Linked DNA regions of Homo sapiens: region 2 is linked to region 1. Evidence: chromatin loops called from intact Hi-C (ENCODE). Cell type or tissue: Caco-2. All regions are shown on one strand. Each heading gives the region's core, and the rest is flanking DNA. Links, peaks and the distances in the headings are about the cores only.

What was found. Hi-C counts contacts between places; a loop is a spot of excess contacts. Peaks named below come from ENCODE experiments on the same cell type or tissue, not always from the same donor. Only the 100,000 strongest peaks of a DNase experiment are listed, where the experiment ranks them.
Region 2: it touches region 1 in a loop (2.2-fold over the local background); 7 of 110 quality-filtered maps call a loop at or near these places.

Annotation. Positions count from the first base shown.
Region 1 is chr12:70,821,809-70,827,303 of GRCh38, forward strand. All of the region lies in intron 2 of PTPRR (protein tyrosine phosphatase receptor type R), which reads right to left. Among named protein-coding and RNA genes, the nearest start is that of PTPRR, 96 kb to the right of the region's middle. RefSeq lists a silencer at 1,427-1,627. In Caco-2, for the core only: no CTCF peak of the experiment used is centred there; a DNase peak (open chromatin) is centred at 2,893.
Region 2 is chr12:70,755,160-70,760,654 of GRCh38, forward strand. All of the region lies in intron 4 of PTPRR (protein tyrosine phosphatase receptor type R), which reads right to left. All of the region lies in intron 1 of LOC124902960 (a long non-coding RNA gene), which reads left to right. Among named protein-coding and RNA genes, the nearest start is that of PTPRB, 120 kb to the left of the region's middle. RefSeq lists an enhancer at 2,658-3,464. In Caco-2, for the core only: no CTCF peak of the experiment used is centred there; no DNase peak of the experiment used is centred there.

The DNA of each region.
Region 1 (5,495 bases), core at 306-5,305:
CGCCCGCCACCACGCCTGCCTAATTTTTTGTATTTTTAGTACAGATGGTGTTTCACTGTGTTAGCCAGGATGGTCTTGATCTCCTGACCTCATGATCTGCCTGCCTCGGCCTCCCAAAGTGCTGGGATTACAGGCATGAGCCACCACGCCCGGCCGAAACCTATGTATTTATTAAGTGAGGGAAGTATTTGTTGACATGTTTGATTTCTGTGGTTAATGTGTAGAATTCCAAATGCTGGTAGAAAGATCAACCTTAACATTCCAGGAAGTTCTCACCTATTTAATAAGCATTTAATGAGCATCACTGTATACAAGGCATGGTGTTGGATGTTGCAGAAAATGCAAAGGAAAGGCTGTATTGAACATATGACACTTTAACCTAACATGGAGAACAGAGAACACAGAAAGTGGTATAAAACCTGAACAGTCTGGAATTATCAATTGGAATCCATACAAGTGAATGGTAACAACAGCAGACAGCAAGGATTTCCCTAGAAAATGGATTAGGCTTGCAAAACATACCACAGAGAGCTACGTTTTTCTGCATTTGTAGAAACAAATAATTTGTGCTGCCAGAGGAAGACAGTGGAAATTAATGCCAGAACTCAGGTTTAATTTTCTCTCAAATAAAAAATAATAATTATAATATTCATGAAAAACATGTGTCATGCCCTGTAGAGGCTCAGCCAATTATTCATTTATTCATAATTTTGTGTCTCTGGTATCAGACACATGGTGGGGAAGCAGCAAGAGGTGCCAGGATTCTGCATGAAATTAGATGGCAAGCCATGGAGCCGTCTCCCTCCCAGCTCACATTTATATAAATAACTCCTCCCACCTTCCAGGCAGGATTTGAATGAATGCAGAGGAAGGAAATTAAATCACTCTATCCATCAATATCAAGGCAGGGTTGCCAATAAATGCATCCAACAGAAAGCATTTTAAAATGCTCTTTTAGCCTGTAGAAAGTTGCCGCTATGGAAAAGACATGGACTTCATACGACCATAATTTATTGAAATGTCCTCTCATCTCTTAATTTATTGGTAGATTAGAGCGTAATGTTAATAAAATTAAGGTCATAGGGCATAATCCTTTTTCAGACCTTTTTTTGGGTGTGCATTTCTCATCCTTGGGTAGAACCCTTTCCTCTAAAGCCCAATTAAAAAAAAAGTCAAGTGAAACCAAACATTTTGGGGGCTTATCTCCTTTTCCCTTAAGTTTTGCTTTCTTTGCCTTTCCCTCAGCAACACAAAGTTCTCTCTCTCTCTTTTCTCTTCTCTCTTGCTGTCTCTCTCTCTGACACACACACACACACACACACACACACACACACACACACACACACAGAGTTGTCGTTTTTCTTTCTGAAATAACACGACTGGTTCTACAAGATTACCCAGCAGTTTAAGACTGCCTTTTAGTTAAACTAGAATAAGAGTGAAACAAAAGAGATTGATCAAAGAAAGGATGGCAGGCTCCTGAAACACATTGACCCACAGTACGGCAGAGCAGTGACAGAAATATCTGCTCTGTAGAAACCTGGACACTGCTGTCAAGTGACATGGAAGCATCCAGCCTAGCTGACCACTGTATCTCATGGAAAGTAGAGCAAGTGATTAGAAGTAAAACTGCCCTGAATCGAATTCTGAAACAGTGTCAGAATTATCAGCTCCTCCTCTATATTCCCAGAGTGCCCTACACTTATTTTTTGTTACTGTGTGTTTTTTTTGTTTTGTTTTGTTTTTTAACAACTTGTACTTATTATGTTCCTCTCCTAACTCTCTTGGCTTAGCTTGGAGCTCCCTCTCCCTTCCTTACAGTTCCTGCAGTGTGGGGCAGCAAGAAAGATGGCCTAGTTCTCTGGAAGAGAACAAAGGGCTGACCTTGCTTAGGGAGGTGGCAGCTGCCTGCCAAGGGACAGGTCCTTGTCTGAGAGAGTTAGGAGCACACGGAGGATTCAGAGGCAGGAAGGCAGGGCCAGCAGCAGCCAAGAGAGGGCCAGTGAGGGCCGAACTAGATAGAAAGGGGCTGCTCCTGGGTCTTGTAAGCGGGATGTGCTACTCGGCCTGTGGGCCCTACTTCAACTGTCTAAGGGGCCATAGTGGTGGGTAGTGAGGCTCTGAGGAGGGGCAAGTAGTGGTGGCAATTGAGCAGTGAGGGAGACACAAGGGGAAGGTATGAGTCAGGGTTCTTCTCAGCCTGGGAAAAGAAACCCCTCCTTCCTCAACAACGGTTCACAGAACCCTTAGCATTGATACACTACTCTGGGCCAGAGGTCCCAACGTTAGACAGACTTATTGGGAAACCGCCCCAGGTTAGGCGCTCTTCTTCTGTGTCCTTGGAACATCGCTTAGTCCTTACACAGCAGCTCAGCATGCTGTGTTGTAGTTGCGTAATTATAAACCTTTTAATAGAGGGGCTGTATTGTATTCGCTCTTATGTCCTTAAAGCCTAGCATGGCACCTACCATATAGTAATCACTTAACAAATACTTTTCTTTTTTGGTAAATGCTTCTCAAGTAGAAACAAATACTTTTTCAATCAGAGGAATACATAATTTTGAGCAGGACAATCCTTTAATTTTTTTTTAAAATGTAAGAAATAATCATACTATAAAATTTGTCATCTCCATCAAGAAACCATGGTAGCTAAAGGCTACTGTGAAGGAATTAAATAAAATTGTATTTGATTGTCTCAAAAGGGCATTAACATACATGTGAAAATACCATCCCACCTACATTTCAGCCTGGATTACAGACAATGCTTGGTTCCCAAATGGATCAGCATTCTCTTGAATGACCCTGATTTTAGTAGTTGCCTGTACAGGGAGAAGCCACAGTGTGTCTGGTGGTGTCAGCTGCTGGTTCGTGTTGCTTTCCTTATCCTTCCAGTGCTAGAGAGCAAATATTTGGCTATGCCTTTGTCGGGATGGGGTTGGTGGGGGCGGAGGGATATCTGTGTAAGAGTAAAGATGAAAAAAATCACCATTCCTTCGGGACTAAACAAAGCTGACTCTCACATACTGCTTTGACAGTGGGCTTGCTAGAATTAACAATCATGAACATCTTAAGTGCTTATTAAGATTTCATGGACTATTCTAAGTGCTTTACATACTCCTCACAGTAACCCTGCTAGGTAGGCAATATCGTTGCTCCATGTACAGTCAAGAAAGCTGAGTAGAAATCTTAAGTTAGGCTGGGCGCGTTGGCTCACGCCTGTAATCCCAGCACTTTGGGAGGCTGAAGGGGGTGGATCACAAGGTCCGGAGTTCGAGACCAGCCTGGCCAATATGGTGAAACCCTGTCTGTACTAAAAATACAAAAATTAGCCAGGCGTGGTGGGCCTGTAGTCCCAACTACTCGGGAGGCTGAGGCAAGAGAATCGCTTGAACCCAGGAGGTGGAGGTTGCAGTGAGCCAAGATAGCGCCACTACACTCCAGCCTGGGCGACAGAGCAAGATTCTAGTCTCAAAAAAATAAAAATAAAAAATAAAAAAATAAATAAATGTTAAGTTACTTGTCAAAATTCACTTACAGAGTAAGTGACGGAGGCAGGATTGCAATCCAGACAGCCTGGCCCAAGAGTGCCCACTCACAATCACTACACAATCCTGCTGCATGTGCAAACTGCATCCAAATCCAAACACATACCTCTTGATACCACAGAGCCAGAATCAGCCCTCTACCACCCAAAATGTGGATTTAGTGCTAATGGAGAAAAGAGGCCTGGGCCTGCCTTAAAGCATTTAGAGATGGAGTCATCTGGTCTTTTCTCAAATCCCTTTCCCTCTATTAGACCTCCTCAAGGCCTGGGTTGGAATTACTCTCCCACTCATTCCTCAGTGTTACCTCTCTAATATCCTTGTTACAGACTCTGTTGCACGGTGCTCCCTTGTGGGCTCCCTGTCGCCTCATTGGATGTTTACTTCTAAAGGGCAGGAAGTGTGTCTTTACCATCTTATATCGCCCTCAGTTATCTAGCACTGTGCCTGGTATGAAAAAAGTCTTCAATAAATTGGGGGAAGAAGCAATGGATATAAAATAACAACGTAAGGCAAAGTGGCTCCCACGTTACAGCTGGTATTGTAGCAATCCTGCTGTTTTTGGGCTAGAAAACATATCACAACTCTTTTTATAACATATTTTTAAGCTTTTATAAGTCTTCATCTCATGATTCATATAAATTGATTATTGATCTTTTCAGAAACTAAATTTCTCTATGACAGGGGATTTTAAACATTTTTAATATAAGACTTTCTGGAGTTCTGAGTGAGCCTCTGCTAGAGAAGGAGGAATGGAGAGAGGGAAAGAAGAAGGGAGAGAAAGAAGGAGGATAGGGAGGGGTAGGAAAGCAAGAGAAATATCAGTGTTATCAAAATCCTAGATTATTACTGAGAAGAAAGCTGAAATTTTGTTAACACCTTTCCTCCAATTAATCCGGAAATGGAATAGTGCTAATAGGGTGTGGAGAGAAGCAGTGAGGTGCAAATGGAACGGTGATAGTGGGAAAGGTGAGAAGAGGGTGGGAAGGGCTGGGCATTTACACCCATCTCATTGCGGCCCAGTGACAGAGATGGGGCTCATGCTGAGCACAACTTGTGCTAATGAGCACTGCTGCCTTATCTGCTCCCAACCCCTTCTGGGAACTCCTTGAAATTGCTACTCAATAGCACTTAGGAAACACTTGCTATAAATCATATAGAACCAAGAATCCAGCCCCATGACAGGATGCATACAGCTAGGCACAATTAGAGACAAGGTTTTCCCCAAACAGTTCTAATCTAAAATATTCTGTCCTGGTCACCCTAGAAGCACGTGTAAACTTGTCAATCCATGTGCTTTGATTTTTATTTGAAAATATATTCAACAGAAACTAATGACATGAATACTCTGAGATAGGACTGGCTGCAAAACATGTATGGCGTTCACTAGTCCTTTGCTCCGGATAATGTCAATACTCTGCCAAGACTCTCCAGTGACTTTTACTAGCTCCAGAAGAAAATCTAAAATCCTTGCCTCATCCTCAAGGCTCTATTGGATCTGATCCCTCCTCCTCTACCCTTTAATCACTGCCTCCCAGTGACACTGGCCTGCTTTCTGTCCTGTGAACATGCCAAACCTGCACCTGCCTCAGGGGTTTTGGCCTTGCTCTTCCACCCTCCTAGAATGTTCTTCCACTTGAAGCCATTTACAGTGGGCTCCTTCTTATGGTTCAGACTTGGATTCAGATGTTAGCTCCACAGGACACCTTTTCTTACAGCCAAACCTCAGCTAGCACTATCCCCTCCCCAGATACTTTCTTGGGCATGGCCCTCTAATATCACCTTCATGGCATTTATCATGATCTATAATCACCTTATTTACAGGTTTAGTTGTTTATTTTCTGTTTTCCTCACTGGAATATAAGTTACAGTGGGGCAGGGCCCATGTCTCTCCAGCTGCTAGGATAGTGTCTAGCACATAGCAGGTACTTAATAAATGAATAGTAGGTATCC
Region 2 (5,495 bases), core at 330-5,329, 67 kb before region 1:
CTAACTTGAAACCAAATAGTCCATGATTGGGAAAAACATATAAAGGCTAAATCAAGTCAAATGCTTTAACTCATCTAAAATTTCATTTTGTTGAAGGGTGCCTTTTTATTCCCTTTAGTGAGAGTACATGTCTGTCCTTGGTTATTGTTTCCAGTGATTAAGAAGGCCTGGAGTAAAACACGTCTTGTAGGTGTCTGAACTTTGAAATCATTGCTAATTTATTTTTAAGGCTTTTAAAAAATAAAATATACCCAACATTTATAAATCAGACAAAAAATTTACCTTGAAAAATATTTTATGAGAACTTTCATTCTGGAATGCAAGTGTGTTTTGGTGGGAAGATAAGCAAGGCTGAACAGAAAAGATTTTTGAGTTCAATTGTGATTACAAAAATTATTTGGAGAAAGCCTTTATTAAATGCTAACGTAATCAGGATTCTATTTTCTTTACTTGTAAAACAGCGATGTGCTCACTAATTATAGTAGAATAGTATCTGGCCTACTTTCTAAGACATAGATAGATGCATAGATACAAGAAATGATTTAGATATGTATTTTAAAGATATATAAATGATAAATCGATGGAGAATCTGAAAACACTTGATTGATAAATGATTAGAAACCAAGTACCCTGCTGCAAAACAACTTTGGGTTCAAGCGACAAATTTTCTTTCACCTCTTTGACGTCAGCCATATCGTTTTTTTAAATTCCAATGTCTCTATAAGCATAGCTGGAAACTAATAGAAAACTCTTGCAGAAATCAGGTATAAATATGGAAATGAATTTTTTACAGGCAACAAAATAGCATCCATTGTTTGCTATAAAAGCAAACTAGTTAAGCCTTCAAGTAGGCAGCATAAATTTGTCAAATTTAAGTATAAGGAGTTGAGCTTAAGCCCATGTAAAATTTGGATAAAAAGGGGTGGTTAGGTGGGTGGAAAGAGATTTTGTGTTCCTAACCCGATTTGGTTCATTTTTTTTTCTTGCTGTAGTTCTACAACTCCTAGAATATCAACATGTTCCTTTCTGCTTAAGACAAACCTGTTTTGTTTTCTTTTTTAACTGAAGCAGTAATGATGAAAGAATTAACTCCCACCCTCCCATCCCCCACTCCCAGTTAGAAAGACACGTTTTAAACTCCTAGAACTTAGTCACTGCACTTTCTTGGTAAATAGATTTCTTTCTGAGTCATGCTACTCCTGCTGAACACTACTATATTTGTACAGAGATCTAAAAAACTTGATAAGGGCAGGGTAATAAATGGACAAGTTTGTAGTTAAGAGCTCACAAATCAAAAGACTATAATTCACAAGAATCTTCAATCTAACCTTTGCATAGGGTTAACCCCATGCTTTTTATATTTTGTCAGGTGGCCGAGAGTTGAATAATTCAGAGGCTCTGTTGTTGGGTCAAGCCAATGCCACTATATCATCTTTATGTTTTATTATTTCATAGCTACATTTCTTTGCCCTTTAACTTAGTTGCAGTGAAAGAAGCTGATGGGTTTTGTTCTATTATTTAAAATTTGGTCAGTTTTCTGTATAGTTAACAATGGCTTCTCTATATCCTGTTTAATAATTTGATGCACTATAGCTCATTCTTCTTTCTTTTGTCCTTTCTTTTTAAATATTTTAATCAATTCTGATCTCAGATGCAGAAGGAGATCCCAAATGCTAGGAGAGACGATTCAGAGATACAGAGGATCTAGGAGATACACCTCTTTAAGAGAGAGGAAGTACACAGAATAAGAATGAAGTGCAAATGTTACAAAGTATCTGGTTAATTTGATTGACTTGGCAGATAAATGAGATGTATCCTATAACAATATGGCTTTGTTGGATAAATGCCAAGCTTCCACTGTACTGTGCACAATGTGAGCAATTGTTCTGAATGGTCGAATACAGGTTAATATTGATTGTATGTCTCCTCAGCACTGTATGGCTAGGTCTACACTAATTTAGACAAGACTACCTGCTAGTGTTCCTAGTTTGAAGGAATAATCATTAAACTCACACATTATTGTTTACATTTGTATGTAATGGCTTTTTTTCTTTGTAAATATTTCATGAAGGTATCAGTTAGCACATTGGACTTTTATTTAAAGAAGGTCACTTTCTCCTTTGAAATATAAGATTTGGAAACTGGAGTAATTTGCAATTGAACAACAACAAAATTCCTGAATCATTTTTAAAAATGTCAACACAGAACTTACCGTTTTAATAGGTATTTAATTCATTTTGTAAAAACATTTAATTTTATTTTCCTGGGATTTTACTTATTAGGCAAGAGGAGGTCTAGTTTTATCTATATGAGTGCCTATAATGTTCTAGATATCATATACAAATATATAAAGGAAATAATGTCTTTTCCTTTAAGAAACAGATTACAAATGAAAACAAATGACTAAACAAGAACAGTTTTCTAGTTGGGTTTTTTTGTTTCTGAAGAGTCATTTTCAATTTAAAAAATCAAGCATATGAAAAAACAATAAAAAACCATATCCTTCCATGAAAGTAATTAACGTAAGTTTAGGAATAGATGCTTTGAGACATCATTCACGATGTTCTATAATTCATGCAAAGGATGAAAAGCCAAAATACCAGTGATCCTTTTTTTCTGTTAATGAATATGTTGCCATAACATGTTATAATTTTAAGATTAAAATGTGAAAAAATGGGTTGAGGTATAAGTTGTTATAAAAGATTAACCACAGAAAAAATGAATAAAGTTGTAAGAAAACTCACAGAATAGCATTTACCAGTTTTAAGCAACTATCAATCAATATTTTTGCAGGGCTTCTTTAGGTTGTATCTGTACCAAGCACCTCCCCACTGGGGTGCCTGCTCACTACAGACAGCTTTTCCCTGTTTCTGCATTTAGAGATTCTGGTCAAAGGTCAAAGGGTAATGCCTGGCCCCTTCTAGGAGTACTCAAACAAAAGGTTCAAATAATCCCTCTGTCCTTCATGATATGCTCCTTATATCTGATTCAAATACTTCCTCATCTTCTGTAATGCATATTTTCTAAATTCTAGATTTCTAGATTCCAACAATTTTATGAGAATCTATCACATTTATCATCAAAACACTTTCCTTATTCAAATGTAGTCTATTGTGAGCTAGTAGCTCTGTGAGAGGCCATTAAGCTAAGTACCTCACCTTCACTGGACTGGGGTATATTGGAGGATGCCCAGGTACTTGCTTTAAAGCCAGCTCTTTTTGTATAGGGAGCTTCTTTTGGTTTGCAAATCTGAGTGACTCAGTAAGTTGCTCTATTCTTAAAGCCTTCAGAATGGCTTTTAAACTGAGAATAAAGCAACAGGGAAGGCCGTTTACATGATTCTCTAAAAGCTTATGGGAAGCAGGATACATTTATCCAACGGTCTTTCTAAAATTTAAAGAATTGTCCTAGGCAAGATGTGTACCAGTCAGTCCGTGTAGGGCCTTGACTGTGGGAATGGGGTTTGGCTTTGTGCACAAGCGGAACTGCTTCAGATTCAGACGTGGGCAAGGCTGGGAGGGGCCTGGTGGTTCACCTCCTCCTGACCCTCTCCTCTGGCCTCTCTAAAGCATAAGGGGTCTCTTCTCCAAGGCACCCATGGCACAGTGTAGTAACTTTATTCATAGAACTATATTCTTATTATCTCTTTGTGTCGTATTTGCCCTATTAGTGCATAAATTCATTGAGAACAAACATCATTTATTGTTTGTTTTCTTGTTTATTTATTTTTCTGGCTTTAGATATTAGCTAGCACAGTACTTGGCTATTTGCTCTTGTTGTTGTTGTTGTTGTTGTCTGTTTGTTTTGGGACTCCACCCAGGCTGGAGTGCAGTGGCCTCATCATAGCTCATTACAACCGTAAATTCCTGGGCTCAGGTGATCCTCCTGCCTCAGCCTCCCAAGTAGCTGGGACCACAGTTACACACCACCATGCCCAGCTAATTTTTAACTTTTTTTGTAAAGTCAGAGTCTTGCTATGTTGCTCAGGTTGGTCTCAAACTCCTGGCCTCAACCAATCCTCTTCTCTTGACCTCCCAAAGTGCTGGGATTACAGGCTTGAGCCAACGCGCCCAGCATGACTATTTGTTGACTCAGTTTTGTTGTGTGCCCATTGCATGCCAGGCACTAAATGAAGGCAATGAAGACACAGATCAAATGACATGTCACAAGCTCTCAAAAAACCCACAGTGTAGAGATGAGCCTAAAGACTAATATGGAATAAGGAGTTTTTGTTTTAAGCTTGACGGGAACACAGGGTAAGGAGCATCTTCGTCTGTGGAGGTACAAGGGATACTTTGCTACACAGTAGACTGATCTTAAGAAATGAAAGGTATGCATGGTGAAATCCCATCTCTACTAAAAATACAAAAAATTAGCTGGGCGTGGTGGCAGGCGCCTGTAGTCCCAGCTACTCAGAAGGTTGAGGCAGGAGAATGGCATGAACTCGGGAGGCAGAGCTTGCAGTGAGCCGAGATGCACCACTGCACTCCAGCCTGGGAGACAGAGCAAGACTCCGTCTTAAAAAAAAAAAAAAAAAAAAAAAAAAACAAACGAAAGGTATGTAGATGAAACAACACATACAAAAGCATGAAGGAAGGAGAGAATATGGTGTATCATAGATCTATCGAGTTTAGAATTGCTGAAATGTAAACTAGGAAAGTGTTGTTCAACAATTATAAAGCCCAGCATACAAAGGACCATATACCATATTAAGAAATCTAGACTTCATTCCGTAGTATTTTGAAAGCCAGAGAAGAATCACGAAATTAGGAGGGCATGGCCAAATTTATGTTGAGAAAGATTACTTTGGTGGCAGGAAAGAAAACACATTGGGTATGTTTGGAAACAGAACAGAGAGAGGCGCAAAACCAAATGCAGGAAGACCAGTTGGGGGTGGTTGTGACAGTGATGGTTCAATGATGACATATATTCTCATTGTGCCAAGTCATCCTGCATTCAAATTACATTTGTCTGCTACCTAGGCTGTGTGAGAATTTCTGCATATACTTTAAAAATTCAATCCATATTTCAAGTTTATAAGTGCTATACCCATTTTGGATTTGAAGAAACTAAGGCTCAGGGAGGTTGATACCATGCAAAGGCAGACAACCTCACAGAGATTAAATGGCCTGCCCATGGTCACACACATTTTACGTGTGGCTTTGGGATACAAACTCCATCTGGGTGCAAGTGATCCTGCTGCCTCAGCCTCCCCAGTAGTTAGGATTACAAACATAAGCCACCATGCCCACCCAGAGCTTTTTATACCACACCTGTGATACTAAAATGAGAGGCAGTGTGATTTACTGTAAAGGTGAATAGACCAGGGATCAGGACATCTAGATTTTGGACAGGGAAGATGGCTCACTCACATCTGTAATCCCAGCACTTTTGGAGGCCAAGGTGGGAGAATTGCTTGAGGCCAGGCATTCAAGACCAGCCTGGGCAACATAGTAAAACCCTGCCTCTATAAGAGAGAAAAAAAAGACACCTAG